Regions from separate parts of the Homo sapiens genome. Here region 2 is linked to region 1. Evidence: chromatin loops called from intact Hi-C (ENCODE). Cell type or tissue: B cell. All regions are shown on one strand. Links, peaks and the distances in the headings refer to the core of each region. The heading gives the core; the rest is flanking DNA.

Region 1 (16,599 bases), core at 4,020-12,019:
GGTTTACATGAAGGGCCCAGCTTTTCTTTTTCTGTTTCTCCATCACTGAGTTTTAGAAAGAAAATATATAGAATGAAAGCTAAATACAGACAGATGGGAGAGATACAGAAAGAAGGGGTTAAATGTAGTTGAGAGGGATTTTTCGTTGTTGTCGTGTTTGTATTTACTTTCTGGTAACTCATGGAGGAACTACTGCATCTGCAGGAATGAAGAACACCTGGGTCTGCAGGATGAACAGCAGGCTGCTGGGTGGGATGTCTCTGGCAGCACTGGTTTCAATGAAAAACAAAGGGCCACAATTACACAGTGCTTTGTTCTCATTTACCTGCTTTTGGGTTTGGGAAAATTGTCAGCACCTGCTCTGGAGAGATCACAGGAACCACCACGCAACAACTCTGATGTCCTCTAATGAATTCTGCGACGGAGATTTCAGGGTGGGATAAGGCCTGGGAAGCAGGCTGATCTGGCAGAGCTGGGCCACGAAGCAGACCCTCAGCTTCTCACCTTTAGGCCTCTGGGTACTACCGGTTCTCTTTGTCCTAGGCCTGCCCAACAGACGCTTGACTCCCAGAGTTTGTGTAATTTTAACCAATTTTAGCTACTTCCTCGTCTATTTTATAAGATCCAGTCACGGGCAATTTAACCAACACCCTTAGAGCTTTCTAGGACAAATATATTAGAAACTAAATATTTATTCTTGGCAAGGAAAATGCACTAGAAATAAAGATAATAACAACTCTTTTGTCCATAAATAGCCCTTCAGGTGGCAACACCAGAACTCACAAAAGAACAAGAAAAGAGAAGTGGCCCCAATGAAGCCACAATCCTCTGTATACCTCCCTTCTTTGTGCTGACCACAGGATGCCGAATTCAACCGTTTATCCACTGGCTCTAGACTGAAAGTTCCTGGTTGGTAAGGACCCAAGACTGTGCCATCTGTTTTTGTAATGGCCATATGAAATGGAAGCAACTGGTTTATCAGTTTGAGTCTCGAGATCTCCTCCTTGTTTTTTACCCAATACCAGGAAACGGGAGCCAGTCCCATCTGGATATCAATCAAAGAGATTCCTTTTGTGAGGGGGAAAGAAGAAACATGCATGACTCATTTCTCTTCCTCTGAGATGGAAGCAGCTTTGTTTATTTGTTTATTTTTAAAGGAAAAAAGCCTACAGCATCCAGTATTCCCAGGACTGACCCTGCTTAGCTTCCGAGATGAGATGAGATAGCGCATGTTCGGAGTGGTATGGCCATAGACTGGAAGCAGATTTAGACCTTCCTGTCAGCCTGACCTGAGTCTGCACTAATGTTTAAAGACTCCCAGGTACCTGCGACAGGGTCCTCAGTGACCCTGGGCTTATGTCCCCATGGTGATCTAGGCAAGAGAGATTCCGGCTGATTCTGTGGGACAAAAATAGAAAACAGGCCGGCGCGGTGGCTCACACCTGTAATCCCAGCACTTTGGGAGGCTGAGGCGGGCGGATCACCTGAGGTCAGGGGTTCGAGACCAGCCTGGCCAACATGGTGAAACCCTGTCTCTACTAAAATACAAAAAAATTAGCTGGGCCTGTTGGTAGGCACCTCTAATCCCAGTTACTCAGGAGGCTGAGGCAGGAGAATTGCTTTAACTCAGGAGGCGGAGGTTGCAGTGAGCTGAGATCACCCCACTGCACTCCAGCCTGGGTGACAGAGTGAGACTCCGTCTCAAAAAAAAAAACAAAACAAAAAAACCCCAAAAAACAAAACTGCCACGGTGGAGTGGCAGATTCTTAATCCAGAGGAGATATCACCTGTCCCTAATTAGCTAAATCTTGAGTAAGAGAAAGGACAACAGTGCTTCCATATCACACTTTACAGGTGGGTGTGACCGTGACCACAGCTCTGCCTATTTTGTGGCCCTAACCTCACCCTGCTGAGGTTCTTGTTTACATTTACAGACTCTGTCACCAGGCTGTTTTTTTTTTTTTTTTTTTTGAGACAGTTTCACTCTTGTTGCCCAGGCTGGAGTGAAATGGTGTGATCTGGGCTCACCACAACCTCTGCCTCCCAGGTTCAAGCGATTCTCCTGCCTCAGCCTCCCGAGTAGCTGGGATTACAGGCATGCGCCACCACCCCGGCTAATTTTGTATTTTTAGTAGAGACAGGGTTTCTGCATGTTGGTCAGGCTGGTCTTGAACTCCCAACCTCAGGTGATCCGCCCGCCTCAGCCACCAGGGTCTTTTTATACCAGGAGCTTCTCACACAACTGTAACAGGTCACTGGACCTGGAAAACTCAAAGGGTGCCACTCTGAAACTGGGGCTTTAAGATGTCTATGTCGGCCAGGCACAGCGGCTCATGCCTGTAATCCCAGCATTTGGGAGGCCAAGGCAAGAGGACAGCATGAAGCCAGGAGTTCGAGACCATCCAGGGCAACATAAGTGAGATCTCACCCCTACACAAAATAAAAAATAAAATTTGCAATGTGGTGTGGTGTGTCCCTTTAGTTCTCGCTGTTGAGGAAGGAGGATCACTTGAGCCCAGGAGTCTGAGGCTGCAGTAAGCTATGAATGTGCCACTGCACTCCAGCCTGAGTGAAAAGAATGAAACCGTGTCTCAAAAAATAAAATAATTAAAAGCTTTAAGAAAGGGGAGAAGAGCAAAATTTATTCCCCTACTTTCTGGTGGAGGAATTAAGCCTCTTATTTCTAGCTGCTGTCAGTATAAAGAGCTTCTTTCATGCTTGGGGTGTACGGACACCTGCAGGGGGGTGCTCCCCAGGAAGAACTAACCGGGCCTTCAATGACCTTCCACAGCCAAGTCAAGGGCCATCGTCTTGGACTCATGGATATCTGAATTCCAGTAGGTCTGGATTCAGGCACTTGAGGGGTAGCCTGGGACAAACTGTGTATCAAAGAGGGTTTGTGGGAAAGAAAAAACAGAAAAGTGCTGTCAAGTACCCATGTTAAGTACTCAGTGCAGGGTTAGTGAAGAAGTGGTCTGTGCCTACAGATACTGGCCCAAGTGGGGCTATGCTCCGGCTCATTCCTGTGTCCATGCAGGCAGATGAGATGACGGTCATATCGTGGAGGGGCCAGGTTGCTGGGGGTGGGGATAGGCCAGGAGTCTTCCAGGCACCTGTGTGGGTTTTCCATGGGAAACTCTAGAAGCAAAGGTGCTGTGATGGGATTCCTGAGGGTGAAGCCTTGTTCTGGGAGGGACATGGCCACGTCAGTGCCTAGTGGGTATGTTTACAAGTGGGTGAAAATCACGTAGTGGCAGCAGACTAAAGACGGGGTCTGTCCTCAGAACTCTTTGCTTCTAAGTCCTCAGTCCTGTCTGATCCTGAGAAGAGAGCTGGAATCCCAGGAGAATGTGCAGTGTGTGTGCAGGAGAATAGACCCTCCCAATCCTGCGACACCCCGAGGTGCCTCCAGCCCAGACCACTGTGATGTCTTGTCTTTTTTATTTATTTTTTTTTTTCGAGACGGAGTGTTGCTCTGTCGCCCATGCTGGAGTGCAGTGGCGTGATCTGGGCTCACTGCAAGCTCTGCCTCCCAGGTTCACGCCATTCTCCTGCCTCAGCCTCCCAAGTAACTGGGACTACAGGCGCCCGCCACCACGCCCGGCTAGTTTTTTGTATTTTTAGTAGAGACGGGGTTTCACTGTGATAGCCAGGATGGTCTCAATCTCCTGACCTCGTGATCCACCCGCCTTGGCCTCCCACAGTGCTGGGATTACAGGCTGTGATGTCTTTTTTTTCTGACACCAAATGTGTGGAGTTTGCTGAACACCAACCAATTCTCCAACACCAACAGGGTGCTGGAGCAACTCAGTTCTGACACCACCCAAAAAAAAGTTGGTACAGGACCCACAGGTTCAGGACTCAGTCCCACAACACTGCCCCCAAGGCAGGGGCCAGTCACACGTCCCCGGGGGCCCAGCAATACTTCTGGGCTACTGCCTATAGATCAGAAACTCCCATCACCCACTCCTCAAGTTCAATAATTTGATACAGCTATTCGCAGAACTCAGCAAAGCACTGTACTTATGTTTACCAGTTTATTGTAAAAGATACAACTCAGGAACAGTCAAATGGAAGAGCTGAATATGGCAATGGAAAGTGGTGGGGGAAGATGGAGCAGGTAAATAGCTGTGATTAATGAAATCCTTCAGCTCTGTGTTCTCCAAGAACAGCTTAATAAAAAGCAACACCCCTCTAACTTAGATGAAGCTCCTTCTTATACCTATCACAAAGCCAGGCACAGACTCTCAAATTCCCATTTTCCCCCTATAAACAGTCAGCTGAATAATTTTGTCTTCAGTTGTTAGAACAAAATACTTATTAACAAAACTGCTTAAGATTCTCTCCTTCTCCTAGGCCCATGAATTTGTCCCACCCTTTGCTTGAGCTAACATACAACTCCTATTTATGCCCCTCCTAAGAACAGGCTGATTTGGGAGTCAAACTTTCTCTAATCTAGGATCTGATTTGCCACCCTGCATCTTGTCCTCTCACTCTCACCTTTCTACTCTGGTTTGTTCCTCCAAACGAAAGAAAGCCCTTGTCTGCCTAAACTTTGAGATCCTGGAAGATATAGTTGGTGCTTTCCCTCTGTTGTAATACTCCTTTGAAGTAAGTAACTTCTTATCTAAATGTGAATTTGTTTTATTTGACAAAGTCTAGAAACAGCCCCAGAACAATAACAATTCCATCCTCAGAAAGAGCCTCCAGACTCCGACCCCAACAGCATCTGCCTGTGGATCCCAGCTCTCTAGGGCTCTATAGCTCCTCTCAGTATAAAGTGCTCCTTTCATGTTGGGGTGTGCAGGCTGGGACACCTGCAGGGGAGGCTCCCCAGTAAGAACTAACCGGGTCTTCAATGACCTTGTTTTGCAGGCTCAAGATTGGCCTTGGCTTAGAGTCACTGGGCTCCGACTTCTATTTCCCAGTCAGGGTTATTCACTTAGTTGTAAATGAGAAAATGCTCAGTGTTTGAAGAATCCAGCAAAATCACTCAAACACAGTGTTTATTTAAGAGAATAAAATTATAAGGCACTTACATTGTATACCTCAATAGAAAAAGCAAAACTCTCTATCAGTTTCAGACAATAAACATGTCACATTATTTCCGTAATTCAAATCATTCAGTAAACAATCACATATGAACATATCTAGGAGATGCCAAGTCCCATCTTGTAAAATTCAGTATTAAACTCAGACATCTAGATAATAGAGATATCAACTCCACAAGTCCTCTACCCTGCAAAAAAGAGGAACTAATATTTTGATGAAGCAATGTAATTCACCAATTAATCTACTACTTTTTTTGTGGAAATGTATTCATTTCCTATAGCCATACTGGAAGAGGATTTTCCCTATTACTTTCCCTGGTAGCATTCCCACAGCTACGCCCTGGGATTCTGTTTAAAATCACCCCTAAAAAGGAACAGGCCTGACAAACTTACTATACTCTAGGGAAGAAAAAGGTAAATCAGAATTTTTAACAAGTGAATATTTGACTATATATGTAATGTCTTTTCTGAAATCCACCTCTTAAACATTTTCTTACCTTTGAAACTCTACTGTTAAAATGCAATTGACAGTTAATAAAAAACTAAGGTTGAATTAAGTGAAAAAAATGTTTCAAGGTGTAAAACCCAGGAAGTGGCAATGCTGATTGGAACACAGACAAATCTGACTCAAGTGCCAAGTCAGGCCGTCCTATCACTTGGGACCTTCCTCTGTTTCCATACTGCTCACTGACCACCTTCCCGCCTTGCCCAGGAGCCACCACACTGTGCCCCACTGGGTGCCCCAAGTGGCTTGACTTTGCAGATTCTCGCGCCCCCTCACTGCAGTGGGTCTTCCTTGTCCTTTGGAACAGTTTTTCCCCCTTCACAAGTCTGAGAGAATCCAGATGTCAGAAATCATTTCTGTTTTTTCTTCTCAATATCAGCATCCAACTGGCTGACCAGCAATGTGTCCCCAAGGAACAGACGCTGGAGTTGGGTGAAGACAATCTGCATGTCCTAAGGGGTTAGCTTTGTAAATGAAGGGTAGGACCAGCTTCCTCTCAGCCCCAGGGCATCCATCTGCTCCCTTAAGAGGCTCCACCTCCATCACTGAGGCTGTCCTCTGGGAGGAAAGGAACAACGTGCTAATGTTCACTAAACATGCCTTGAGATGGGTCACCCCCAGACAATTATGAAACCCAGGCACAGAAAAAGACTGGAGGGTGGCTGAGGACACATGACCTTGTAAAATTTCCAAAGCAGAACCTCAAACCAAAGACATTCCGATAAGGTGTCTGTGCCTGGGGAAGATAAAAGAAGAGACACAAAGATTTTTTTTAAAGCAGTGTGTCAGGTGATTCTTCTCTGCTCACATAAAATGTTTACAAACAGAAAACAGATGTCTAAAAAAAGTGCCATCCAATGCTCTGTGAAAAAATGATGAAAACACTGTGTGTGAAATGTACAATAAAGGACACACAGGCTGGGGGGACAGGATGGTGGATGTGAGACCGTGCTTGCCACACATTTGGAAACGCAGTGGAAAACCAGTCCCCCTCTGGAGTGTTTAAAATAATTAACTAGCAATCAATTAGACTGAAGTAGCACTAGGACCATCGGTTCCTAAGGAAAAAAATCTAACTGAAATACATGTCTTGTAAATTACTACCTTAGGAAGAAACGATTTTCAGCCTGAACCAACCACAAACCTCCAATTAACCTCTCATTAAATAACCAGGAAATTTCCACCTGGACAGTCCACATAAGGCGACTCCACAACTGTAACTGTAACCAAGTTCTGAATTTGGTTCGCTTCCTTATGCCCCTTACAAAAGCCTTTGCTCCAAGCACCCACAAACCATGACTGGGCGCTCTGCATTGATGAACAGCTCTTTGCTCAAATAATCTCTTTAACGTTTAAACCTTGATTCCCTTTTCATTTTTACCAGGAGAAAGGAGGGCCTGGGACCCCACAGCCCACAGCTCCTCCCACGCAGTGGCTCCTCCTGGGTCGGGGCTCTCCCCCAGGCCCCTGCCGTCGCCACCGCACAGCTGCCAGCGAGGGGACGCGCCGGGCGGAAGTCGAGCGCAGAAGCGGACCGGACGCCGGGTGAGGCTGGCGGCCCAGCCCACATCCTGAGGCCAGGGGAAGCTGAGGGCCGGGCGGGTCCAGCGGGGTCTCGGGTCTGCAGACTCCGGAGGCAGCTGTGGGGAGGCCTGGGGCCGCCACAGCCAGTTCCAGCCCGTTTCCATCAGCCCCCTGCCCACCTCGGGACCCCGCCCACATACTCACCATTTCCCAGCTTCCCGGGTGTCCAGGCTGCTTAGCTATGGATCTCCTGATACCTGCAGGTCAGAGGGCAAGAGGCTGTGGCGGCCACCTGAGCTTCCCCGAGCAAAGCACGCCGAGCACAGAAGACGACCCAGCTGAGGCTGGCAGGAGAGACGAAGGCCCCGCCAGATCCCGGAAGCCGCGCCCTTCTGTCCGGCTGCACGCCCGATTGGACGGTTCCTACGTCAGCGCCCCTGATTGGATAGGGCTCCAGGCCCCGCCCCCTCAGTCCCTGAGTGACGGAGGATGTGATCGGACGCTGGGCTGAGGGCGACAAAGTGACAGGTTCTTGGCTGCAGCCTTTTCATGCAGGGCTTCCTGCTTGCGCTGGGCCTGGCCCAGCCCAGGGGGCATTTTCATTTAACCTTTTGTATAAGGTTATATCCATTTATAAATAATATATATATGTTATTCACAAATGAAAACAATATAATGGCAATGATTTTAACATTTCAGATTTTATGACCTTTCTGGCCTCTGGTAGTTTGATCAGGCAGCCTGAAATTTCAAAAAGGGAGGCAATCCTTTAAGAAATAAAATGTAAGCCACGTGTGAATTTTAAATTTCCTAGTAGCCACCTTTTAAACATTAAAAGTAACAGGTGAAACTGATTGTAATAATTTATTTAACCCAATATATTCAAAATATTATCATTTCAATGTATGATCAATATCTCAATATTCATCAATATATTAATGAACTATATAATTTTCGGTAGTCAATCTGTGAAACTCACTCTGTATTTCACCTTCCCAGCACGTCTCTGTTCAGCCACATTCCAGGCCCTCAGTACTCACACATGGCCAGTGGCTGTCACACTGCCGTGCAGCTCTGAGGGAGGTGAACGGTCTGAACCCTCATTTCCTTCCAGCAGTGAAAGATCGGTCCTCCTTATCAACGTCTCTCCCCAGGCCAAAGGCTGAAGGGACAGGGCCCTAGAGAGAGCAAGGGCTGCAAAAAGAGAGTGTCCACAGGTAGACCATTGCTGCCCCGCCTGCTGTCCATCTTCCTCCCAAAAATCAGACAGTCAAAAAAAGAACAATGGAGCCCCCAGGAGGACCTAATCCCCAGTCTTCAGGTCTTCCACAGCTTTGACTTCCAAAGTTTAGATATACAGAAAATAGATTAAACAAACTTCTGATATTGGTATTTGGCCTTGGCGCTAATAAACAGGCTATTGGTTGTCTTTTTCCTCCTATGGTGTGGGAGACTGGGTGAGTTTATGCACCAATCACGTGTACACATCTACATGTATCTCTACATAACTCACCACCGTCTAACAAGAGATCCAAATTTAAATAAAGGGAAAAGAAAATCAATACCTATAGGGTGCCTACTGTTTGCAGGTAACTAGTAATCAGTCTCTCATTGAATTCTGACATCCTGTCTGTAATGGGTGTGTGTGTTAGTTAGTTAGTGATGCATAACAAACCACCGAAACTTACTAGCTCATGATTCGGCTGGTCAGCAATTTAAGCTAAACTCAGCTGGGCAATTCTTTTGGTCTCAGCTGGGATCCTTCAGACATGTGTGGGCAGATGCTGATTGCAGCTGTTTCTAGGGGTGAGTTGCCTGTCAACTGGGGCACCTTCGTTCTTCTCCGTGTGGTATCTCGTTCCCCAGCAAGTTAATGTGTGCTTATTATCATAGAGATAACAGGATTCTGAAAGAAAAACAAAAGCACTCAAGTTTTGAACCTAGGTCCCAGACTAGCACACTGTTATATGTTCAGTTTTCTGTTGACCAGAGCAAATAAGACTCTAAACATTTTGAAATACAGATTTTGCCTCTTGAAGGGAGCAGCTATAAAAGCACTTTGCAAAGGACATGTATACAGGGAGGAATGAAGAATATTTGCAATCAGTATCATTATGCCTTTTCTTGCAGATGAGGTTTATATAAGTGTTCCTAGTCAAGAAACTTCCAAAACCCCACAGCTACTAAGCAGCTGGATTGGGATACAGAATCAACTGTAACTCCAAAGCCTGTGTACCTCCATAGACCATACTACTCATGCAACTGCCCTGGGTCTTCAAGGTTCTGGAGAGTTATACTTCTGCTGTTGAAGCAGAATTCTTTTGATATTTGTGCCCATATGGTACTGTTTATCATTGGCATAACATCCCTCAAGAAACTGCAGAAGCATGTTGGAAGGATATGGAATATTTAGGAAAATAGCTGAGGAATGAGTTTAGGAAATCAAAGCCAAACAACACATTATTTATTTTTCATCATAGGAGACTTTGAAAACATAAAATGTATTCCATATATCTGCAAATTCTTTTCATCATTTTTGGGTATTTTTAGGCTGCTTATGATTTTAACACAGACTAAAACTGCTGTGCCTGAAATAGCCTCTTATTCTGAAAGCAAGTGACATAAAGATAGGTCTGCTGATAAGACATTTTCTCCTGCTGCAATTTAGCAAAATATCTGAGTATGTCTTAAAGTTTTCCTTAGATTTTTAACAGGGCCAATTTATAGGCAGTAGCTCAGAAGTGTAGATGGTCCCACAGGGCTTGTGACTGGCATCTGGGTTGTTCAGACTTCTTTATATATTTTCACTAACAGTTCTTTATCAGCTATGTCTTTTGCAATTATTTCGTTTCATTCAGCAGCTTGTCTTTTCATTGTCTTAACAGTATCTTTTGCAAAACAAGATTAAAGTCCAATTCATCAATTTTGTCATTTATGACTCATGCTTTTGGTGTTGCATCTGAAACCTTGTTGTCAAACCCAAGGTGTCCTAGTTTCTGTTGTCTTATCTCCTAGAAGTTTCAGATTTTACATTTCACATTTAAGTTTTTGATTCATTTTGAACTACCTTTGTGAAAATTGCAAGGTCTTTGTCTCATTTATTTCTTTGCATATAGATGTGTAGGTGTCAAGCAATATTTCTTGAAAAAAACCATTTTCATGAAATTTCCTTTACTCCTTTGTCAAAGAATAGTTGACTGTATTTTGTGGGTTTATTTCTGAATTTTCTATTCTGTTCTATTGACCTATTTGTCTATTCTTTTCCAAATACTACACTGTCTTAATTACTATAACTTTATAATGAATCTTAAAATCATGTAGTGTGAGTACTGGAAATTTACTCTTCATTGTTCTGTCAACCATTCTGGGTCATTTGTCTTTCCATATAATTTTTAGGGTCAATTTATCATTATTGACTACATAACTTTTAAAGAGTTTTATTGGGATCGTTTGAATCTATAATTCAAATTGGGGCAAACCAACATCTTAACAATATTGAGGCTTCTTTTCCATGACATAGAACATCTCTCCATTTATTTAAATCTCCTTTGATTTTTTCATTAGAAACTTGTAGTTTTTGTCATGAAGATCTTTGTCATATATATATATATGACATATATATGACAAATATATATATAATATATATTTGTCTCTCTGTTTTTCTTGGTGCTATAAAAGTGGTGTTGTGTTTGTAATTTCAAATCCAATTGTTCTTTATTAATATACAGAAAATGGTTGACTTTTGTATATTAACCTCTTATTCTACAACCTTTGTATCATCTTTTACTAATTCCAGCAGCTCTTTCTTCATTATTTGGAATCGTCTACATAGACAATCATATCATCTGAAAGCAAGGACAGTTTAATTTCTTTCTCCTTAATTTCAATATATTTCCCCTTTTTTGCCTTATGGTTTTTCTACAATTATTAATATAATAATTTTTGTTGTTTAGTTTTCTGATGTGATGGTTTACATTACTTGACTTTTGAATTTTGAATCACCCTTTTCCACCTGTGATAATTCCCATGTGGGTTGTGCTGTATAATTTTTTAATACATCTTTAGATTCACTTTGCTTGTATTTGTTGAGAATTTTTGCATCTATGATCATGAGACTTCTTTGTCTATAGTTTTCTTTTTTTGTAATGTACCCATGTAGTTTGGTAGTAGGGTAATGTTGACCTTATAGAGTGGCTTTAGAAAGTATTTACCCTACTCTCATTTTTTGGAAGAGATTGTGGCTTATTGGTGTCAATTTTTCTGTTTTCTTTTTTTACTGTTTGGCACAATTCACCAGTGAGACCATCTAGACCTTTTTTTCTTATGTAAGTAATTATTAGTTATTGATTCAATTTCTTTAATACATATAGACCTAGTCATATTGTTTATCTCTCCATGTGTGACTTTTGGGAGATTGCATCTTTCAAAGAACTGGTTTTTTTCAACTAAGTTATCAACTTTCTGGTTATGAAACTGGCCTTTTGATGTCCATGAGATTAGTAGTGATGGCCCCTCTTTTATTTCTAATTAGTCATTTCTATGCTTTTTCTATTTTTCTAGCCTCACTATAGGCTTATTAATTTTATCAATGTTCACGAAAAACCAGCATTTTGTATGTTGATTTTCTCCATTGATTTCCTGTTTGCATCTTCATTGATGTCTTCTCCCATTGTTATTTTCTGTGCTTGATTTAGATTTACTTTCTTTCTCTAGTTTCCTAATGTAGGAGGTTACATTATAGATTTTAGATCTTTCGTCCTTTCAAGCACATGCATTCAGTGCACTAAATTTCCCCCTATGCACTGCTTGTGCTGCATTCCACAAATTTTCATATGATATACTTTTATTTCCTTCAAAATATTTAAATTTCTCTAGAGACTTTTCTTTGACTCTTATGTTATTTAGAACTTTGTTGTTTTGTTTACAATTATTTGAAGGCTTTACAACTGTTTCTGTTACTGCTTTCTAGTTTAATTTTAATATGTTTTCTGGGCATACTTTATATGTTAACTAGTCTTTTACATTTGTTAAGATATGTTTTATGGCTCAGAGTGTGGTCTATTTTGGTGAATATTCTTTGATTTTCTATGAGAATGTGTACTTGGCTGCTGTTGGTTAAAATATTCTGTAAACACTAATTAAATCCAGTTGATGGATGCTGTGGAGTTAAACTATATTATTACTAATTTTCTGCCTTCTTGATCTGTCAATTACTGATAGAGGTGTGTTGGTGTCTGCCACTATCATTGTAAATATTTAATTTTTTAAAAGTTTTAAAAGTGTTTGCCTCATATATTTTGATCTTCTGTTTTAGGCATATACATATTAAAGATTTAATACATTGACTTAAAGTGTTTGTCTAGTAACTCTGTCTGGGGTTTTTCAGAGATGGTTTAGCTCAAATAATTTTTTTCATTCCTCAGCCATATTTTCTTGTTTCTTCATATGCTTTGTAATTTTAGTAGTTGAAGAGTGAACATTTAAATATTTTAATGGGATAACTCAGGAAATTATTCCCTCTGCTCTAGTATTTGCTATTCTTGTTTGCTGAAGAATGTAGTTGTCTACTTTTTAAAGTGACTTTTCCAAAATATTTTTGCAGGGACTGCATTACTTGTATATAGTCACTAAAGTCTGATCTTTTTTTTGCTTGTGTTCAGTAGTGTTTTGACACATATCTCCTTGAATGAGAAAAAAGAAGAAATAAAAGCCTTACCTCTTCTGGTTTGTGTAAATGGTTCTGTGATGGGTATTTCTTTAACACTTCAGCTGTTTAAAACTCTGCTTCAGCCTTCCCTTCCCACTGAACTAAGCCTAGAGATCAACCAGTGCTGAAAATGAGAGTCTTCTCTAGTCTTTTCTGAACATGTGTTTTTTCTCGGGCAGGCAAGGGGCTTTCTCAATTCTTCAGCACACAGAGAAATTGTAACATACAAATGCAATAATTTGCAAATAACATCTGTTTTGCTCCCTCTGAAACCAGACTCTTTCACAGGGAACGCAAGCTGCTGCCTAAGACTGGCCCTGAGAAAGGGAGGGGTTTGGGCAAAGACAAGTAAAAACGCTACAAGACTTTTCTCCTATTTTTCTTTGTTTTCTTTGAGTCTGCATTCACATGATCACTGTAAACCTTTGATGGTTTTCAAGAGTATTGACAAAGTTGTTGCTGATAGTTGTGCCTGTTTTTTTATGTTTCTGTGCAGTGACAGGTGTTTGGAGTAGCTCACTCTGCCATTTTGCTGATGTCACTCTCTCCGGACTTTCTATTGTATATCATTTATCTAAATGACTTTCCTTGTGCCTTTACTAACTACATTATCTTGTTTTTTGTTGATTTGATGCACATTTTGAAATTGTGAAGTTTGAGTCCCTCTGCTTTGCTCTTTTTCAAGATTGTTGGGATATTCTGAGTTTTTTGTAATTTCATATGTAAATTTCAGCATCAACTTTAAAATTTCACAAGGTAGTCACCTGGAATTCTGATAGGGATTGTACTGAATCTGTAGCTATTTTGAAGAGTTATTGCTATCTTAATAATATTAAGCCTACTGATCTATAAATATGGGATTGTTTTCCATTAATTTACAGCTTTAGCTTCTTTCAACAAGGTATGTAGTTTTCCGAGTCTATGTTTTGTACTTCTTCTGTTAAATGTATTCCTAGGTATTTATTCTTTGGATGCTGTTATAAATGACTTTTTTTATTAATTTCATTTTTAGATATTTCTTTTCAAGTGTATAAAAGTGGAATTGATTTTTGTATCTTAATTTTGTAACTCCAATGTTGGTAAACACATTTTCATCTTAGTTGCTGTCAGGTTTAAAATTATGAGTGTTTCTAAGAATTCCCCTGTGATTTTTTTTTTTGAGACGGAGTTTCGCTCTTGTTGCCAAGGCTGGAGTGCAATGGAGTGATCTTGGCTCACTGCAACCTCCACCTCCAGGGTTCAAGCAATTCTCCTGTCTCAGCCTCCCAAGTAGCTAAGAGTACAGGCATGAGGCACCACACCTGGCTAATTTTGTATTTTTAGTAGAGATGGGGTTTCACCATGTTGGCCAGGCTGGTCTCGAACTCCTCACCTCAGGTGACCCACCCGCCTCAGCCTCCCAAAGTGTTGGGATTACAGGCATGAGCCACTGCGCCTGGCCTCAAGAGGTTTGGCTCTGGTAAAATCTCGGTTAGTTTGGCTTTTGAGAAATAGGTGGTTGGGTTTTTTTGTTTGTTTTTGTTTGTTTGTTTTTTTGAAGGCTGGACCTTTAAGAACAGAATTATCTGGACATACTTGAAAATTGTTACTTTTCTTCTCCTGCTAGAAGCAGGAGACAATGCTGTGTTCTTCATGAGGACAGGGTTGAGAGTGTTTCTGGAGAAGAACTTATCCATTTGTGAGGACCCCTGAGAATGGGTACTCTGGAGATTTTAACTCTCAAACTTAAGCAACTCACCAATTAGAGTTTAGATTTTCTTTCACTTGTGTTGTTTCCCACAGAGGTTTATTATAGTTTTCTGATCAAGTAAGTTATGATTCTCTGAAAGTGCCTCTCTATCTTTCCAATTTCGGGCAGCGATTTGCCCTGTAAATTCAATTCTCTACTGAATCTATGAAGCATTGTTGATTTCAGTTTGTTTGCTTTTTGTGCTTCTGAATGTGAATGTTGCCTTCCATGTTTGTACATGCAAGACTTGTGAGAAAACATTTTAAATGGTCCATTTTCAGCATGATAAATCTAAGCACCGGCAGCCAGCCTGCAAATGTAACAGACCACATGGCTTATGCACCTAGAAGGTCACGAGAAGTGAACAGAATGTAGAGGAGGGGTCAGCTCATAAAAGGGAAGAAAGTTTCATTATTGGGAAATCGAAACTTAAGCAGGGAAGAGGACAGGGGTATAATCTTATAAGGGGGATGATGAAACTTAGGCAATGTCTGGGAAGATTGTAACCCCACAGTACTCAACCAGTGAGGAACTGGGGGAGGGACTTGTGTGCTAGGAGATAAATTACCTGTTGTGACCGCCCCGGTTGTGCCTGCCTACCAGACACCTGATCTTGCAAGACCATTATTAAAAGTCTCCCTTTGGCTGTTCTTCAGGCCTCTAAGTCCATTCTTTGGATTTGGACAGGTGAGTGTGTTTCTCACAAGCGTGGGGGCCCATCTGGGATCCATGTGCCTGTGTGAAGTGGGACTTTGGCCGAGAGGGGAGATGTGTCCCACCTGATTTAGGTGGCCCGCTCTATCTGGGCATCCCAGCTTCCCATAAAAGGCATAAACAAACCCAAGACTATTATTCAGGAGGCAGCAGAAGCAACACAGGGAGAAAAGCAGGCACTGCGGGAACCAGGCAAACTCATGCACCAGCCAAGGAAGGAAAATTGGACTGTAAGTACTGCCTTGGTTGTGGGGCATTTTTGGAGGTCTCGGGGTGTGCAAGAAACCTCCAGTAAGGGGGGTTGAGTAGACAGGGAAAAACTCAGACGCAGAGACTGGCAGAAAATGGGAAACAGGAATTCTAGGCCTGGGAGCCAAAGGAAAGAGGGAGCCAAAGAGACTCCCTCTGACATTCCCCTGGATAGTCCTTTGGGGAGATTGTTGCAGGTTTGGTGGAACAACCCTCGAACCAGGGACAAGGAAAAGGAAAAGATGATAAAGTATTGCTGTTTTGTCTGGCCCAAAGACCCCATTCATAAGCCTTCTGTCTTTTGGCCTAAGTTTGGCTCAGATGAGGATTGTGTTCTAAGCTTTAATTCTCTCTGTGAATAATAAAACTTCATCCTCACAAGAAGAGATAGGTTACTCTCTGCTGAATCAAGGAATTAGCCCCCATGATCCCCCTCAAAAAAGAAGAAAAAGAGCCTGGTGAAGAGCCCTCACCCAGTGAAAAGCCCTGGGACCCCCTATCGTGCTTGCCCCTTCATACGTCTCACAAAAAAGGGGACAGGAAGATCAAGGGGCAGCAGGAGGGTTAGAGGAAGAAAGACCCAGAGACTACAGGGGAGCCAAGCCAACTGCTCCTTTAAATCCTTATCCAAATTTAAGAAAAGAATTACAAGAGTGTAAGAGGGATATTGAGAACTTCCCTATCCCTTCCACACAGCAGGCATCTAGCATGTTCCCTCTTAGGGAAGTTCCCATGGGACAGGGAGAGATTGGCTTTGTAAATGCTCCTTTTACAAGTACTGAAGTTAGGAATTTCAAGAAGGAAATGAAACCACTCCTAGAAGTTCCCCTCAGTTTAGCAGACCAGCTGGACCAATTCCTAGGACCAGCTTTTACACTTGGGCTGAAATGATGTCTATCATGAATATCCTGTTCACAGGAGAAGAAAGGGGAATGATTAGGAGAGTGGCCATGACCATCAGGGAGAGGCAACACCCTCCTAGGCAGGGAGTGCTGCCAGCTGAACAAAAATTTCCAAATGTCCTCCCTCTCCCTCTCCGTCTCCCTCTCCCTCTCCCTCTCCCCACGGTCTCCCTCTCCCTTTCCCACGGTCTCCCTCTCCTTCTCCACGGTCTCCCTCT
Region 2 (16,599 bases), core at 3,867-11,866, 180 kb after region 1:
AAAAAAAGAAAAAAAAAATTAGAACCCAGGCTGCCATTGTCAAAAGACAAAGCCCTGGCCACTGAGTTACAGCATTGAGCAGTTTCTATTGCTCTTCCCAGAAGGAGCCTAGAGAAGCCAGTTTAAAAGTTGCAAAGGTTTTTAGCTGCTCAAGAAAATGTTTAGGGCTGACTATGACATGAATCCCCAAGTTCCTGTCTTCTAGATGGCAGAAACCAGGAGAAAGTATCCCCACATGGTCACAAGGTTAAGCTCTTAAGGACACAAAACAAGACAGAGAAATTTCATCTGCTATTGGTTTCAGGGACCCATAGCAGTTTGCAGCTGAACAGCCTGCCAGGCTGGCTTGAAAAGTGGGCTTGAAAGTGGGTCCTGAACCCACGTTCTATCCTGTGATACTCCTTTCTCCATTACAGAACACAGAAAGACAAATTCTTAGCACAAAGTACACCAGATTTGCTACCACCTAAAACTAGTTTCACAAATCCTTTTTCTATTAATCAAACGCTTGCAGAGAGACAAATAGTGACGTTTACTGTTTACCCAGACAGCGAAAGAGAGAGAGAGAGACCAGAAACTTGGCTGGTAAGAATTTCTTACCCTTTTTGCCAGCATACTAGGCTTCCTGGCTCCCCTTCTCTGCAGCTTCCAGAACAGAGTGGTTTCTAATGACCCTGCTCACTGCACCATGGCTGTGGGAATCAAGCCACTTTACAAGAGAAAATCACCCTTTCCTGAGCTTTACGGAACCACAGACAAGATTCTTAATTGGCAAGATGCTGCCCAACAGGCTGCATGGGGAACCAAATTAACATTTTCCATCCCAGCAAAACACACATAACAAAACACACATTAGCCACCTCGTTCAGCACCCAATATCAGCCTGGCAAAGCTCAAAAACTTTTTCCCGTTGGTCCCTGTTGTCTTTGATCCACTCCAGGTGGGGAGGGATGACCTTAGAATAGTAATTCACAATGGGGTCTCTCGGCAAGACGAAGAGCAGATAGTCACCCCGAGACAGGCCTGTTGAGCCTTCTCTAGGGCTCATCAAATGTGACCAGACAAATAAGGAGGGTTTTGAGTTAGGTCTGCTGGACTTCCATCAGTAACCTCTTCTGAGATCCCTTCCACATATACAAACACACACAAAGATGAGAGGACACAGGCCTTCCCAATTAGATCCCTAACCAAGACCTCCAGGAGTATCCCTTCCAAACTATCTTTCTATTCTCCTTCTGAGAAACCTCCTCAAAATCTTCCTAATTGAGAAGAAGTCTCCCAAACCAGAAGTCTTCCTACTAGTTAGAAGGAGCCAACCAAGACTCCCCAGGAGCTGAACAGACACCCTCCAATGGGGCTACAGACACAGACATCCCATGATGGAGCTACAAATAGACATCCCACCACAGGGCTACAGAACCAGTCAGGAGAAGGAAGGAGGCATTGGCAGTGCATAGGATACTAACCAATCTGGATTAGACAACCTGCAATGGGGTTACAGACAGACACCCCACCATGGGGCTACAGACAGACACCCCATGATAGGGCTACAGTTAAGGGATGTCTCCCCGTGACTATTTCTCCACTGCAATTAAATCCATGCACATTGGGTCAGCAGTGCCCCACCAGTAGTGAGAGTATCAGGGTCAGCCTCCAGTCCAAGAGAACTAGGCAGCTGCTTGGGCAGGCTTCTGGATCCATTGCTAGAGGGCTGCCACTGAACCATGGGCAGGTAGTCACAAGGGCAATCCCGGACGAGCTACCAAATTTGTAACTGTCCAGGGGGTTCACCTTGCCCACCACTTAGATAGAGCAGATTTATTAAAACAGGGGAATTGCAGTAGAGAAAGAGTAATTCACGCAGAGCCAGCTGTGTGGGAGACCAGAGTTTTATTATTACTCAGATGAGTCTCCCTGAGCATTCAGGGAGCAGAGTTTTTAAGGATAACTTGGTCGGTGGGGGGAAGCCAGTGAGCCAGGAGTGCTGATTGGTCAGAGATAAAATCTTAGGGAGTCAGAGTTGTTTTCTTGAATTCAGTCAGTTCCTGAGTGGGGGCCACAAGATCAGATGAGCCAGGTTTTTTATCTGGGTGTTGCCATCAAGTGCAGGGTCTACAAAATATCTCAAGCATTGATTTTAGAAGCAGTTTAGGGAGTGTCAAGATTCTGTAGCCTCCAGCTGCATGACTCCTAAACCATAATTTCTGATATTCTGGCTAATGTTAGTCCTACAATGTCAATCTATTCCCCAGGCAAGAAGGAAAAGGGCTGTTTGGAAAAGGGCTGTTACCATCTTTGTTTAAACTATAAACTATACACTAAGTTTTCCCCAAAGTTAGTTCAGCCTACCTCCAGGAATGAACAAGGACCCCTTGGAGATTAGAAGCAAGATAAAGTCAGTTAAGTTAAATCTCGTTCACTGTCTCAGTCATAATTTTGCAAATGTGATTTCATGTGTCCACGTGGGGCTTTGACTGGAAATCACTGTTGTTATTTTTTTTTTGCTGCCCATGACAACATTTGAATGAGTCTTTTATAATTCTAGTTCAATTTCTCTGAAGAGAAAAGTAACCATTGTTTTGAAGTGACTCATGCACTTCTCTTTTTAGTCTGACAGCCCTGACAGAATATGTTAGCTATTCTCCAGATTTTATTTTAAAGTCCTAAAAAAATTTGATTTTTGCGGGGTTAACTTTTACATATTGTTTTTCAAAATTAATATAATTTTTAATTGACAAATTGTAATTGTATACGTGTATGGGATACATGATTTCAATACAGGTAAGAGACAGCGTAATGTAGAATACTGCCGTAAGATAGGAAGGCAGCAGATGGAGCCAAGTGTGTTGGCATGTACCTGTAATTGAAGCTACTCAGGAGGCTGAGGCAGCAGGATTGCTTGAGCCCAGGCATTTGAGTCTAGCCTGGGCAATGTAGCAAGACCCATCTCAAAAAAAATTAAAAAAGAAAGATGGAAAAAAACAAACCCAGGGATTCTCCACAATTAGTATATAAAAATAAAAAATAGGCCAGGCGTGATGGCCCACACCTGTAATCCCAGCACTTTGGGAGGCTGACGTGGGTGGATCATTTGAGGTCAGGAGTTTAAGACCAGCCTAGCTAACATGGTGAAACCCTGTCTCTACTAAAAATACAAAAATTAGCCAGGTGTGGTGGCGCACACCTGTAATCCCAGCTACTCTGGAGGCTGAGGCACAAGAATTGCTTGAACCCGGGAGGTGGAGGTTGCAGTGAGCCGAGATGGCACCACTGCACTCCAGCCTGGTGACAGAGCAAGACTCCATCTCAAGACAAATAAACAAGTAAATAAAAATAAGCAAGAAATAAAATAAGAAATAAAGGTAGCAGATGGAGATTTAGGAGACAAGGACTCCAGACATGCTCTTGCTTATTCTATACCTATAGTTCTCACTGTGTGGTCGGGGGATCCCCATGGAACTCCTGAGATCTTTCAGGGGATCTGCAAGGTCAAAACTATTTTCATAATCATACTATGACACTGTTTTCACTCTCACAAGTGTAGACTAGAATTTACTTTTCCCCTTCTTCCCTTCTTCTCTTTCTTTTTTTTGACAGGGTCTCACTTCACTCCCCAGACTGAAGTTCCATGGCATGATCATGGCTCTCTGCAGCCTCAACTTCCCAGCCTCAAGCAACCCTCCCATCTCAGCCTCCTGAGTTGCTGGAACCACAGGTGTGCATCACCACGCCCAACTAATTTTTAAGTTTTTGTAGAAACAGGGTCTCTTTATGTTGCTGAGGCTGGTTCAAACTCCTGAGCTCAAGCGATCTTCCCACCGCAGCCCTCCAAAGTGCTGGGACTACAGGCATGAGCCACTGTGCCCGGCTTAGACTGGAATTTTCAACAGGCTAATGCTCTGTGATATTGCAGTAGACTAAAGATGCAGAAGTATTAGAGACTCCAGCTGCTTTCTGCTGAGTCAGACATGAGTAAGATGTGCAAACTGTAAGTCAGTGCTACTCTTCTCAGACTTTTTAACAATTTTTCTGTTTTGGCTTCTGATACAGTAAATATCAACAGATATAATCCCCACATGAAAGCCCCCTGGAGTCCTCATTTTCAAGAGTGTAATGGGGCCTTGAACCAAATCATTTGAGAACCCCTGCCCTAGAAGTAAGAGTGTTTTAAACCCACAGCAAGCCGGCCTCTCTGGGTCTCAGTGTATCCTTTACCTAAAGGAAGGATATGAGATAAGATGATTTCTAGTATCTCCAGATCTGGACAGGTGAAGATGGCCTAACTTGGCTGGTGGGTTTATAAGCGAGTCTGACTTGTGAGGGTGAAGGGAGGGGAGGGCCCCCACACAGCTAATTGTTCCACAGCGTGGCGCTCTGGGTCTCAAAGGAGAGAGATTCCTGCTTCCCTGTTTTGCTGTTTGGTGCTTTTGTGTTCTGCTATAAGCAACAGAGAACTTGGCCAAATTAAAATGTTGCTGGGGAGTGAGTGGTAGGAAAAATTAGGATTGTGTGCTATATTTTGGGGGGTTCTTCAGAGAAACAGAATCCATAGGATACACATAGTATATGAGATTGATTATGGGAATCAGCTCACACGATTCTGGAAACTGAGAAACTCCACCACCTGCTCTCCGCAGGCTAGAGAGCCAGGAAAGCCAGTCGGGGAATTGAGTCTGAGCTTGAAGGCTGGAGAAGTGTAACTGCCCAATGGGCTCACCTTGCCCAGTGCCTGGATAGAGCCGATTTAGCAAGATAGAGGAATTGCAGTGGAGAAAGTGTAATTCACGCAGAGCCAGCTGTGCAGGGGAACGGAGTTTCGTTGTTACTCAAATCAGTCTCCCCAAACATTTGGGCAGCAGAGTTTTTAAGGACAGCTTGGTGGGTGTGAGGAAGCCAGTGAGCCAGGAGTGCTGATTGGTCAGAGATTAAATCATAGGGAATTGAAGCTGTCCTCTTGCACTGAGTCAGTTCCTGGGTGGGGGCCACAAGATCAGGTGAGCCACTTAATTAATCTGCATGATGCCAGCTGATCCATTAAGTGCAAGGTCTGCAAAACATCTCAAGCCACTGATCTTAGGAGCAGTTTAGGGAGGGTCAGAATCTTGTAGCCTCCAGCTGCATGTCTCTTAAACTATGATTTCTAATCTTGTGGCTAATGTTAATCCTACAAAGACAACCTAGTCCCCAGGCAAGAAGGAGGTCTGCTTTGGGAAAGGGCTTTGTTTTAAACTATGGTCTTTGTTTTAAACTATAGGCCGGGCACAGTGGCTCACGCCTGTAATCCCAGCACTTTGGGAGGCCGAGGTGGGTGGATCACGACGTCAGGAGATCGAGAACATCCTGGCTAACACGGTGAAACCCTGTCTCTACTAAAAATACAAAAAATTAGCTGGGTGTGCTGTTGGGCACCTGTAGTCCCAGCTACTCGGGAGGCTGAGGCAGGAGAATGGTGGGAACCCAGGAGGTGGAGGTTGCAGTGAGCCGAGATCACGCCACTGCACTCCAGCCTGGGCGACAGAGTGAGACTCTGCCTCAAAAAAAAAAAAAAAAAAGGTAAACTATAAACTAAGTTTCTCCCAAAGTTAGTTCAGCTTATGCCCAGGAATGAACAAGGGCAGCTTGGAGGTTAGAAGCAAGAAGGAGTCAGTGAAGTTAGATCTCTTTTGCTGTTTCAGTCATTAATTTTGCAAAGGTGGTTTCAGAAGCAGGAGCACTGATGTCCGAGGACAGGAGAAGGTGAATGTCCCAGCTCCGAGAGAATGTGCCTTTCCTCCACTCTTCTGTTCGGCTCCTCAACGGATGGAACGATGCCTGCCCGCGTGGGTGAGGGCGGATCTTCCTTACCTAGTCTGATAGAAACGCTAACCTCTTCCAGACTCACCCTTACAGACACACCTAATAATAATGTTTTACCACTTCTCTTGACATCTCTTCCCAGTCAAGTTGACACATAAGATTAACTTCCACAGTTGCTCTGTCCAAGTAAAGGGTTTTGCCAGGGCCCTTGACCTCAAGAGACAGAAGAACCTGAGAGCACACTGGGAGGCCATGTCACAACCCTGTGAAAGGGTGGGGAAGAACTCTCTGTCCATGTCCCTGGATTTCTAGATGTTCAGAGCTGGATGGGCCCATGAGGAGTCTTTGGTCCAACTTCCCAACAAAACAGTCTCGTTCTCGCAGCCTCCCAGGCAGGATTGCTGGGCCTTAATGTCCAGGGAAGCTGATGAGCAGGAGTGTGGGAGCGAAGCCTTCCCTTCTTCCCTTCCTGGTCACAATCAGGAAAGGGAGTTGCTCCTGCTGACCTATAGAATCTCGATTTCAAGACTGACTGATTCTACAACCAAACGAGAAAACGAGAATTCTTACGTAAGTTCAGAGTAACAACTGTATGCAAGACTCACTCCCACCTGTGTCCTCCTCGACTCATTCTTCCCCACCTCCTGTGTTTCAGTGCGTAACAAACTGCCATGGACTGGGTGGCTTATAAACAACAGGATTTTTTTTTGTTTGTTTTTTGAGACAGGGTCTCATTCTGACACCCAGGTTGGACTGTAATATGATTGATCATAGCTCACCACAACCTCAAACTCCTGGGCTGAAGTAGTCCTCCTGCCTCAGCCTCCCAAGGAGCTGGGACTCCAAGCACAAGCCACCATACCCAGCTAACTTTTAATTTTTTGTAGAGATGAGGTCTCTCTATTTTGCCAGACTGGTCTCAAACTTCTGGCCTCAAGTGATTCTCCTGCCTTGCCCTCCCAAAGATTTGGGATTACAGGAGTGAGGTACTACACCTGGCCCAACAGAAATCTATTTCTCACAGCTCTAAAGGCTGGGAACTCCAAGATCAAGACACCAGCAGGTCTGGTGTCTGGGCTGGTCTGGTGTCTGGTGAGGACCCGTTTTCTGTGCTACTGATGGCCATATATGTTCCTTAGCTATAATCTCACATGGTGGAATGGACAAGGGATTGCTCTGTGGCCCCTTTTATAAGGGCACTAATTCTCCCTTCAGGGGGCTCCACTCACATGACCTAATCACCTCTCCAAAGCCTCATCTCTTAATACCCTCATCTGGGGGGTTAAGATTTCAACATATGAATTTGGCAGAGACACGGACATTCCATTTATACCAGCACCTCTTTATATTAGGTTTCATGCAAGCAAGCCCCGTCTTTCCCCAATATCCCACCCTTCACTTCTGTCCTGGAAACTTCGGGGACGCCAATCATGTACTCTTTTTTACAGCAATTAGCTTTCTCCATCCGCTGGTGCTGCTCCGCAGTCCTCCGCTCTCCCTCCTTCCTCTTCTTAACCTGGGGAGGGCAGAGGGATGATTGTCACTAACACCCAGGACCAGCAGAGGGCAGAAGAGAGTAGCAGGAACCTCCAGTGGAGCAAAATGAGGGACTCTCCTCTCAGTTAAGCAGGTGAGCCAAGGCCAGGCCTCTGGGCTACATATACAGTCCCAGGGGGAGAGAGCGAGGTCAGGTCTAAGACGCGGGGATGCCCCAGCTCAAGATGTGCTGCAGCAGCAGCTGGAGTCGGGCTCCTGAAAAGAGTCGAGCTCAGTGTGGTTAGGAAAAACATTGCAACAGCAGTTTCAGGCTACTTCCGTTTTCTTTCTTATTTTTATCTTTAGAAGCTCAGTATATTAAAAAAAAAAAAAAAGAAATGACAAAGCAGAGTTACGAAACTCTGGTGTGTTTTAAATGTTTACATCGAATACACTTCCTTTTACAGAAAACTCAAGATTCCAGTACACTGAGCAATGATATGCTTATTTCTGTGAGCACAAAAAAGACAGTGATGAAAATACTTGACTAATGAAAAATTTGGAAGTTTGGGGTTTTTTTTTTTTTTGCAAAATGATTTCACTCTGGGACTTTTGATGTTATACCATCAGGAGCTTGAGTGACAGCCATTGTTTTATTATTATTATTTGAATTGGGGGTCTCGTTCTGTTACCCAGCCTGGAGGGCAGTGGCACAATTATAGCTTACTGCAGCCTCGAACTCCTGGGCTCAAGAGATCCTTCTGTCTCAGCCTCCTGAGTAGCTGGGACTACAGGTGCACACTACCATGCTTGGCTAATTTTTTAAACATGTTTTTGTAGAGATACGGTCTTGCTATGTGTGGTGTGGCCAGCCTAATCGCAAACTCCTGGCCTCAAACAATCCTCCCTTCTCAGCCTCCCACAAGCACTAGAATTACAAGCATTAGCCACCACACCCAGCCACAGTCATCATTAAAGGAAAAAATACTCTGTCCAGGTGCAGTGGTTCACACCTGTAATCCTAGCACTTTGGGAGGCCAAGGCGGGTATGTCACTTGAGCCAAGGAGTTCAAGACCAGCCTGGGGCAATATGGCAAAACCCTGTCTCTACAAAAAGTACAAATATTAGCCAGGTGGGTTGTGATGTGCACTTGTAGTCCCAGCAGCCTGGGAGGTTGAGGTTGGAAGATCGCTTGAACCTGGGGAGGTCGAGGCTGTGAACCATAATCAATCACGACTGCATTCCAGCCTGGGTGGCAGAGTGAGACCCTTCTCAAAAAAATATTCCGATGCTTTTTGAAATGGTAACAGAGACTTTATTTAGCACGATTCCAGCAGGGGTATTGTAATAGAGCAGAGAGAATGGACTCAACCCTGAATGCAACAAGGGAACGTTGGGATTTATGGCTAGGGAACAGGTTGGGAGTCAGTGGACAGAGATTACTAAGAGGATATAGTAAAGGTGAAAAAGATTCTGTTAGACTTTAATCAGACTCCTGAACCTGGCCTAACAGAACTTTAGTCAGGCTCCTGAACCTTCTCCTAGACCCATCTGTGCATTTCCTTATAAAATCCAGCTTTAACAAGAATCCTGCTAAGTCAGTTTAACAAGAATATCCTCATCCTTGGTATCTGACTCCTCAATGGCAGATTGGGTTCCTTATTTTTCATTATCCCCCAGGCAATGTTCAATTACCCCGGCCTGCCTTCAGCAAGAGTATGTTAGGCCAGTTCAACCAGAACCCCCTTACCCCTGATATTTCCTCTTCGTAATTTTTTATCTACTGACCCCCACCCTTCTCTTTGGTTATAAATACCCCCTCTTCCTTGTTGTATTTGGAGTCCGACCCAACCTCTCTCCCACCGCTAGATCCCACTGCCATGTTACCTACACTTATCACAAGGGTCCAGAACAAAGTCAGCCCTCCCATCCTTTAATAAGTACCATTGAATAATTTTTCCTTAACAAGGGTAGGGATATTCTTGCTAAAGTGATCTAACAGGATTCTTGCTGAAGACAGGCCAGGGTGATCAGATATCACCTGGGGGATTGTGAGGGATGAGCAACCCAATCAGATATGAGAATAGTCAGATATCAATGTGGGGAATGACTTAGCAGGATTCTTGCTAAAACTGGGCTAGGCAGGTTGATGAGAGGATGGGGGCCAAGGACAAGGCCTGGTTGAGGAGAAGATTCCGAGGAGTCTGACTGAAGTTTGGTAGAGGAGGGAATCTTTGTCACAGTTCACTGTAACATTAAAGTCTGGACTTTTTTTTCCTTTTTAACATTCTATCACACTTGGAAATGTCTTGCAACAATATTGTACTTTGAACAAAATAGTTACAGGACTATGAAAAAGAATCTTAGACATGCTACACTGTAGGCAGCATGGCCTGGACATGGACCTGTGCTTACAGCTGTATGGTAGAAAGAACCTGTGTGAAGGTGAGTTTAAGTATCGGAGTGTGAGAGGCCTTCTGAGGACACAAAGCTTCTCTGTGCCTCACCCACAATGGTGTCTTGGTGAATGCCTTTAGACTGAGTGAGCATTCATCTAGTCTGAGACTTCTTATCTACTGCATTTTTTTTTTTTTTTTGGAGAAACAGAGGTCCCACTATATTGCCCAGGCTGGTCTTGAACTCTTGGCTTCAAGTTATCCTCCTGCCTCAGCCTCTCAAAGTGCTGGGATTACAGTCATGAGTCACCACGGCCTGGTCTGTCTACTGCATCTTAAAGGAGCAGATGCTTGCTTTTTTTTTTTGAGACAGGGTCTCACACTGTTACCCAGGCTGGAGTGCAGTGGCACAATCATGGCTCACTGTAACCTTGAACTCCTGGGCTCAAGAGATCCTTCTGCCTCAGCCTCCTGTGTAGCTTGGGACTACAAGTCCATGCCACCATGCCCAGCTAATTTGTTTTTTAAATATATATATATTTTTTGTAGAGACAGACTGTTGTTATGTTGCCCAGACTGGTCTCAAACTCCTGGCCTCAAGTGATCTTCCTGCCTCAGCCTCTCGGGGTGTTGGGATTACAGGTATGAGCCACCATGCCTGGCCTACATGTCTACTTTTGATCCTGGGAATAGGCAAGCATCCTCCCTTCCCTCCTCTTTTATGATTGTTCCCTGTACATCCACCTCCAGCTCCAGGACTCTACCTCTCATCAAGGCTGACCAGAAGCAAGATGATGGAAGCCAAGAGAGCTCCTCTGCATGCTCCACTGTCTAAGCTCTGCTCTGCATCTGCCGTGATTCTTCTTCCAAACAGAAAACACCGTCTTTCTTTTTGACTACATCTGTCCTCAGAGATGGTGCTGATGGATCCATTTATAATTTATGTGAATTTAAACCTTTGCAATTTTTACATGGAATAAAAGGACCTATTTTCTGGAAAGAAAATGCTGAACAAGAGCTGAGAACCTGGGGCAATCTAAGGCAGGGGTTCCTCCCTAACACCCCTGCTGTCAGAAGCCAGCTGGTTGGCCATAGATCACTTCACCTAACACCCAGTGCCCAGTCACATTTGCCCCCAAATTGTACAACTCAAGCTTAACTTTCACATATTTTAAGATAGTGTCAGCCCCTTTTGCAATATGTAGATGATACTTTTTGTTTGTCATTTACCATTTCAAAAAAATTAAAGCATATTGAATATCTAACTTAAAGCATATTGAATATCTAGCTTGCTTTCCTCTCAGGTTACTAATAAGAATTGCATTTTTTAATGCTTAATCACATATTAAGCTTTCCATTTGGGAGTTTTGCTCTTTTGTTCTTTAAATGGTGTCTCAGTCCATTTGGGCTGCTATAACAAGGTCCACAGACTGGGTAGCTTATCAACAACAGAAATTTATTTGTCACAGTTCTGGAGGCTGGAAAACCAAGATCAGAGCTCCAGCATGGTCAGGCTCTGGTGAGGGCTGTCTTCCAAGTTGCAGACTGCCAACTTTTTGTTGTATCCTCACATGGCAGAAAGAGGCAAGAGAGCTCTCTGGCCTCTTCCTATAAGGACACTAATACCATTCAAGAGGGCTCCATTCTTGTGAGCTAATTACTTCCCAAAGTTCTCACCTCCTAATACCATCACACTGGGGATTTCAACACATGAATTTTAGTGGGGCACAGTCAGTCCACTATAAATGAATATTACCAATATTTCCATTTGCCTTCTTGCATGGCCTGCAGGAGGTCAGTGTTTTTTCTCCTCTAATGATATTGAGCTGCGGTTGGGCCCATAATGGTGAAAAGACCCGATGAAGGCCATCTCGTCCATTCAGGCTACTCTAATAAAATACCATGAACTGGGGGTGCTGATAAACAATAGAAATGGATTTCCCACAGTTGTGGAGGCTGGAAGTTCAAGATCAAGGCACAAATAGACTCAGTGCCTGGTGGGAACCCATTTCTTAATTCACAGATGGTGTTTTCTTGCTGTGTTTCTATACCCTAATGGAAGGGGCAAGGCAGCTCTTGGAGGTCTCTTTTATAGGCACTAACGCCATTTATGAAGGCTGCACACTTATGACCCAATCACCTTCCAAAGTTCCCACCTCCAAATATCATCACCTTGGTGACTAGATTTTAACATGAATTTAGAGGGGACACAAATATTTAGACCACAGCAGGTCTGTTAGCTTCACAATAGTCATGGTTCTGGCTTTCAATTCACACATATTATGGGGTCATAAAATATGTATCACCACATAAATAAATTCCCTAATCTTAAATCACTATCATATGTAATATTGTATGATGTGTTATTTGAAATAATGAAGCAAAAAGAAGACACAATAACTTAAATGCGAAAATACAGAAATTTAGAAAAAAGAAAAGTCTAATCTATTGTTTTACTACACAACTAGAATTGTCCCCACTTCGGGGAATTTGCTTCTAGCTTTTCAAAAGCTTATATGTCAGCCAGGTGCTGTGGCTCATGCCTGTAATTCCAGCACTTTGGCAGGCCGAGGCCTGAAGGTTGTTGAGCCCAGGAGTTCAAGACCAGCCTGGGCAACGTGTGGAGACCTCATCTCCATTTTATTTTATTTTATTTTATTTTATTTTATTTTATTTTATTTTATTTTATTTTATTTCATTTTATTTCATTTTATTTATTTATTTATTTTTTTGAGATGGAAACTTGCTCTGTCGCCAGGCTGGAGTGCAGTGGCGTGATCTCAGCTCACTGCAACCTCTGCCTCCTGGGTTCAAGCCATTCTCCTGCCTCGGCCTCCTGAGTAGCTGGGACTACGGGCGTGTGCTACCACGCCCAGCTAATTTTTGTATTTTTCAGTAGAGGCGGGGTTTCACCATGTTGGCCAGGCTGGTCTCAAACTCCTGACTTGTGATCCACCCGCCTCGGCTTCCTACAGTGCTGGGATCACAGGCGTGAGCCACCACGCCCAGCCAATAATTCTTTCTTTTAAGTGTTCCTACTATTTATTGTTTTTAATTATTCAAAATCTTATTTTTATTTGTACATGCACAGGGCCTAAAAATTAAAATGCTATAAATGGAACACAATGAAAAACAATTTTTTTAAAAAAATTCAGATCTCTAGTTTCCCAATTTCTCAGTTCCTCTCTCCAGAGGCAAACACTGTTACCCAAATTCTTATAAATCCTTCCAGAAAGATGGCTATGTTACTAAATACCCCTTTCCTTGTATTTGCACAAATAAAAGCACCTAAAAACTGAATTTTGGACACACAGACATATGCTCGATTTTTTTTTGTATGTAGAACGAAATAACTTTTTCTCATGCTTTTTCAAAACCAAGTATTTTTTGGTTCTGTCAAAATTGATTTATACACTCTCCTAAAAACCCATGTGACTGAAAGTACCAGCGCATGAGACAAGGAGGCTAATCAAGATATAAATGAACATATTGCTCTGTACTTTGAGACAGTCTAGAGCCTGGCGCAGTGGCTCACGCCTATAATGCCAGCACTTTGGGGGGCCCAGGTGAGAGGATCACTAGATCCCAGGAGTTTGAGACCAGGGCAACATAGTGAAACCCCATCTCTACAAAAAAATTAGCTGGGTGTGGTGGCATGTGCCTGTAGTCCCAGCTACTCAGGGGGCTGAGGTGGGAGAATTGCTTGAGCCTCGGAGGTCGAGGTTGCAGCGAGCTGTGATGTTGCAGCGAGCTGTGATCGTGCCGCTACACTCCAGCCTGGGCGACAGAGTGAGACCCTGTCTCAAAAAAAAAAAAAATAGAAAGGAAGGAAGGAAGGAGAAAGAAAGAAAGAAAGAAAGAAAGAAAGAAAGAAAGAAAGAAAGAAAGAAAGAAAGAAAGAGTCTTGTAATGTGCTTAGTAATGTAGTTGTTAGAGATGCTGGCACGAGTTCTCATCTTGTCACGAACAGGTTAAAAAGCAGTTCCCAGGCTGGCCCTTGCCTGGGAACCACACCAGATAGCAGATTGTCCCAGTTTTGAGATATCACATACAGTATTTCAATGAACATCTTTGTATACATACATATTTTCTGTATTAATTACAAATATATCTGTAGGATAAATTCTTAGACATAGAAACACTAGTTCAGTGGATACATTTATTAACAATACTGATGGCTCTTGGTCAAATGGAGAAAATAGTCATGGCAGCATACATTACATTCTGAATGTACAATGCTGCAAAATTTCCTCATCTTGCCAACATTGTGTTTTACCAAATCTCTTTTTAATTAATTAATTAATTTATTTAGAGACGGAGTCTCGCTCTGTCGCCCAGGCTGGAGTGCAGTGGCGTGATCTCGGCTCCCTGCAAGCTCTTTCTCCTGGGTTCATGCCATTCTCCTGCCTCAGTCTCCCGAGTAGCTGGGATTACAGGTGCCCGCCACCATGCCCAGGTAATTTTTTTCTGTATTTTTAGTAGAGACGGGGTTTCACCGTGTTAGCCAGGATGGTCTTGATCTCCTGACCTCGTGATCCGCCCGCCTCGGCCTCCCAAAGTGCTGGGATTGCAGGCGTGAACCACTGCGTCTGGCCCCAAATCTCTTAATCTTTATTTTTTGAAATGCTAATAGATGATTATTATTTTTTGGAGATGGGGCCTCGCTGTGTTGCCTGGGCTGGCCTTGAACTGCTGGGTTCAAGTGATCCTCCTGCTTTAACCTCCTGAGTAGCTGAGATGACAGGCAGTCCCCACCATGCCTGGCTGATTTCTTGTTTTAATTTCTATGTATTTAATTATCAGTATATCAAGCATATTTTAAAGACATTTTATAAGTCCTTTGTGTATTTTTCTTTTCTGTGAACTGCAGGTTTACACTTTTTTTTTCTTTTTTGTGGAGAAAGGGGTCTCACTATATTGCCCAGGTAGGTCTCGAATTCCTGGGCTTAAGCTATTTGTCTGCCTCTACCTCCCTAAGAGCTGGAATTCCAGGCATAAGCCACCACAGTCGGCGAACTGCGTGTTTTAGTCATTTGCCCATTTTGCTTTCTAACAGAATATTAATCTTTATTGAGTTGACCTGTACAAATCCTTTTAGACATATGTAACTGGCCATTGAACTGATCTGTACAAACCTTTTAGATATATATAATACTGGCCTGTTGCTGCTAATAACATACTTCCAATTGGACTTTTTATTGCCTTGAAAAATGCCTAATTTTACGTAGGTACCAGTATCTTATGGATTCTGCATTTCATATCTTAATTTAACAGGCATTTACCAATCCGATATTATGAATATAATCTTCCATTGCTTACTCCCACCAACAGTACACAGTTTATTCTTAACAGTGTAGAGGTTAAGGGCATCGACAGCCCCAAACACACACACAGAGGGGAAAAGCTACATGTAAATTCCAACTCCCCCAAAACTTTACTAATACCTTATGGTTGACAGGAAGACTTACCAATAACACAAGCAGCTGATTAACACATATTTTCAATGTCATACATATTATATACTATATTCTTACAATAAAGTAAGCTAGAGACTAGAAAATGTTATTAAGAAAATCATAAGGAAGATAAAATACATTTATTATTCATTAAATGGAAGTAGGTTGATCATCATAAAGGTCTTTATTCTCATCATCTTCACACTGAGTAAGCTGAGCAAGAGGAGGAGAGGTTGGTCTTGCTATCTCAGGAATGGCAGAGGCAGAAGAAAATCCACATATAAGTGCACCTGCACAGTTCAAATCCATGTTGTTCAAGGGTCCACCGTAGGTACTAAATTTTTCACTCTATATGACAACAAATTTTATGGAGTGGAAGAAATTACTCTACCTATAGTGTGTGCAGAGGGAGATGAGATTAAGATACTACCTGTTGTATGAGCAGAGGGAGATGAGATTAAGATACTATCTGTAGTATGAGCAGAGGGAGATGAGATTAAGATACTACCTATAGTGTGTGCAGAGGGAGATGAGATTAAGATACTACCTGTAGTATGAGCAGAGGGAGATGAGATTAAGATACTACCTGTAGGGTGTGCAGAGGGAGATGAGATTAAGATACTACCTGTAGTATGTGCAGAGGGAGATGAGATTAAGATACTACCTGTAGTATGTGCAGAGGGAGATGAGATTAAGATACTACCTATAGTGTGAGCAGAGGGAGATGAGATTAAGATATTACCTGTAGTATGAACAGAGGGAGATGAGATTAAGATATTACCTATAGAGTGTGCAGAGGGAGATGAGATTAAGATACTACCTGTAGTGTGTGCAGAGGGAGATGAAATTAAGAAGCCAGCGTAGGTACAAAAGGGATTAAAATTCAACCTGCCTGGCTTTGCCTGGTGGCTCACACCTGTAAGCCTAGCACTTTGGGGTGCCAAAATGGATGAATCTCTTGATTCGAGGAGTTTAAGACCAGATTGGGCAACATGGCGAAACCGTCTCTACAAAACAAACAAAGAAACAAACAAGCAAACAAAAAAAAACACACAAAAATTTAGCCGGGTGTGGTGGCGCATGCTTGTAGTCCCAGCTACTCTGGAGGCTGAGGTGGGAAGATCACCTAATCTGGGAGGTCAAGGCTCCAGTGAGCTGTGATTGCACCACTGCACTCCAACCTGGGTAACAGCGAGACTCAAAAAAAAAAAAATAAAAGTCGACCTGCCTGACCATAGGACATCAGCAGACAGAGGCCAATTGCTAAAGAAGGTTAATAGCTTCCTCTCCAGAGAACCTGGGTGTATCCAGAGAAAATACCTCCTTATCCTGACATTTGGAGCATCCCCAATAAAATGGATAGTTTCATGCCCAGCTCTGAAAGAGAAGCTCCCCACTTCAGGTTGTAAGCTTCATCTATGTTCTCAGAGCTTTAATCCGTTATTTTAGTGCCTCACTGTTAAATTAACAGGTA

The links. Peaks named below come from ENCODE experiments on the same cell type or tissue, not always from the same donor. Only the 100,000 strongest peaks of a DNase experiment are listed, where the experiment ranks them.
Region 2: it touches region 1 in a loop (9-fold over the local background); 3 of 110 quality-filtered maps call a loop at or near these places.

What each region holds. Positions count from the first base shown.
Region 1 is chr1:247,203,407-247,220,005 of GRCh38, forward strand. It overlaps the pseudogene RNA5SP82. Among named protein-coding and RNA genes, the nearest start is that of MIR3916, 9.6 kb to the left of the region's middle. RefSeq lists enhancers at 463-1,662, 7,059-7,558 and silencers at 7,043-7,252, 7,393-7,652. In B cell, for the core only: no CTCF peak of the experiment used is centred there; DNase peaks (open chromatin) are centred at 7,035, 7,505 and 8,825; H3K4me3 peaks cover 2,732 bases; H3K27ac peaks cover 4,012 bases.
Region 2 is chr1:247,382,923-247,399,521 of GRCh38, forward strand. It overlaps LOC107985375 (a long non-coding RNA gene), which reads left to right and starts at 6,854. Exons shown (of 2, transcript XR_001738574.1): 1 at 6,854-7,426; 2 at 10,420-10,940. RefSeq lists a silencer at 9,919-10,201. In B cell, for the core only: CTCF peaks have their summits at 7,340 (motif pointing right) and 7,539; a DNase peak (open chromatin) is centred at 7,509; H3K4me3 peaks cover 975 bases; H3K27ac peaks cover 435 bases.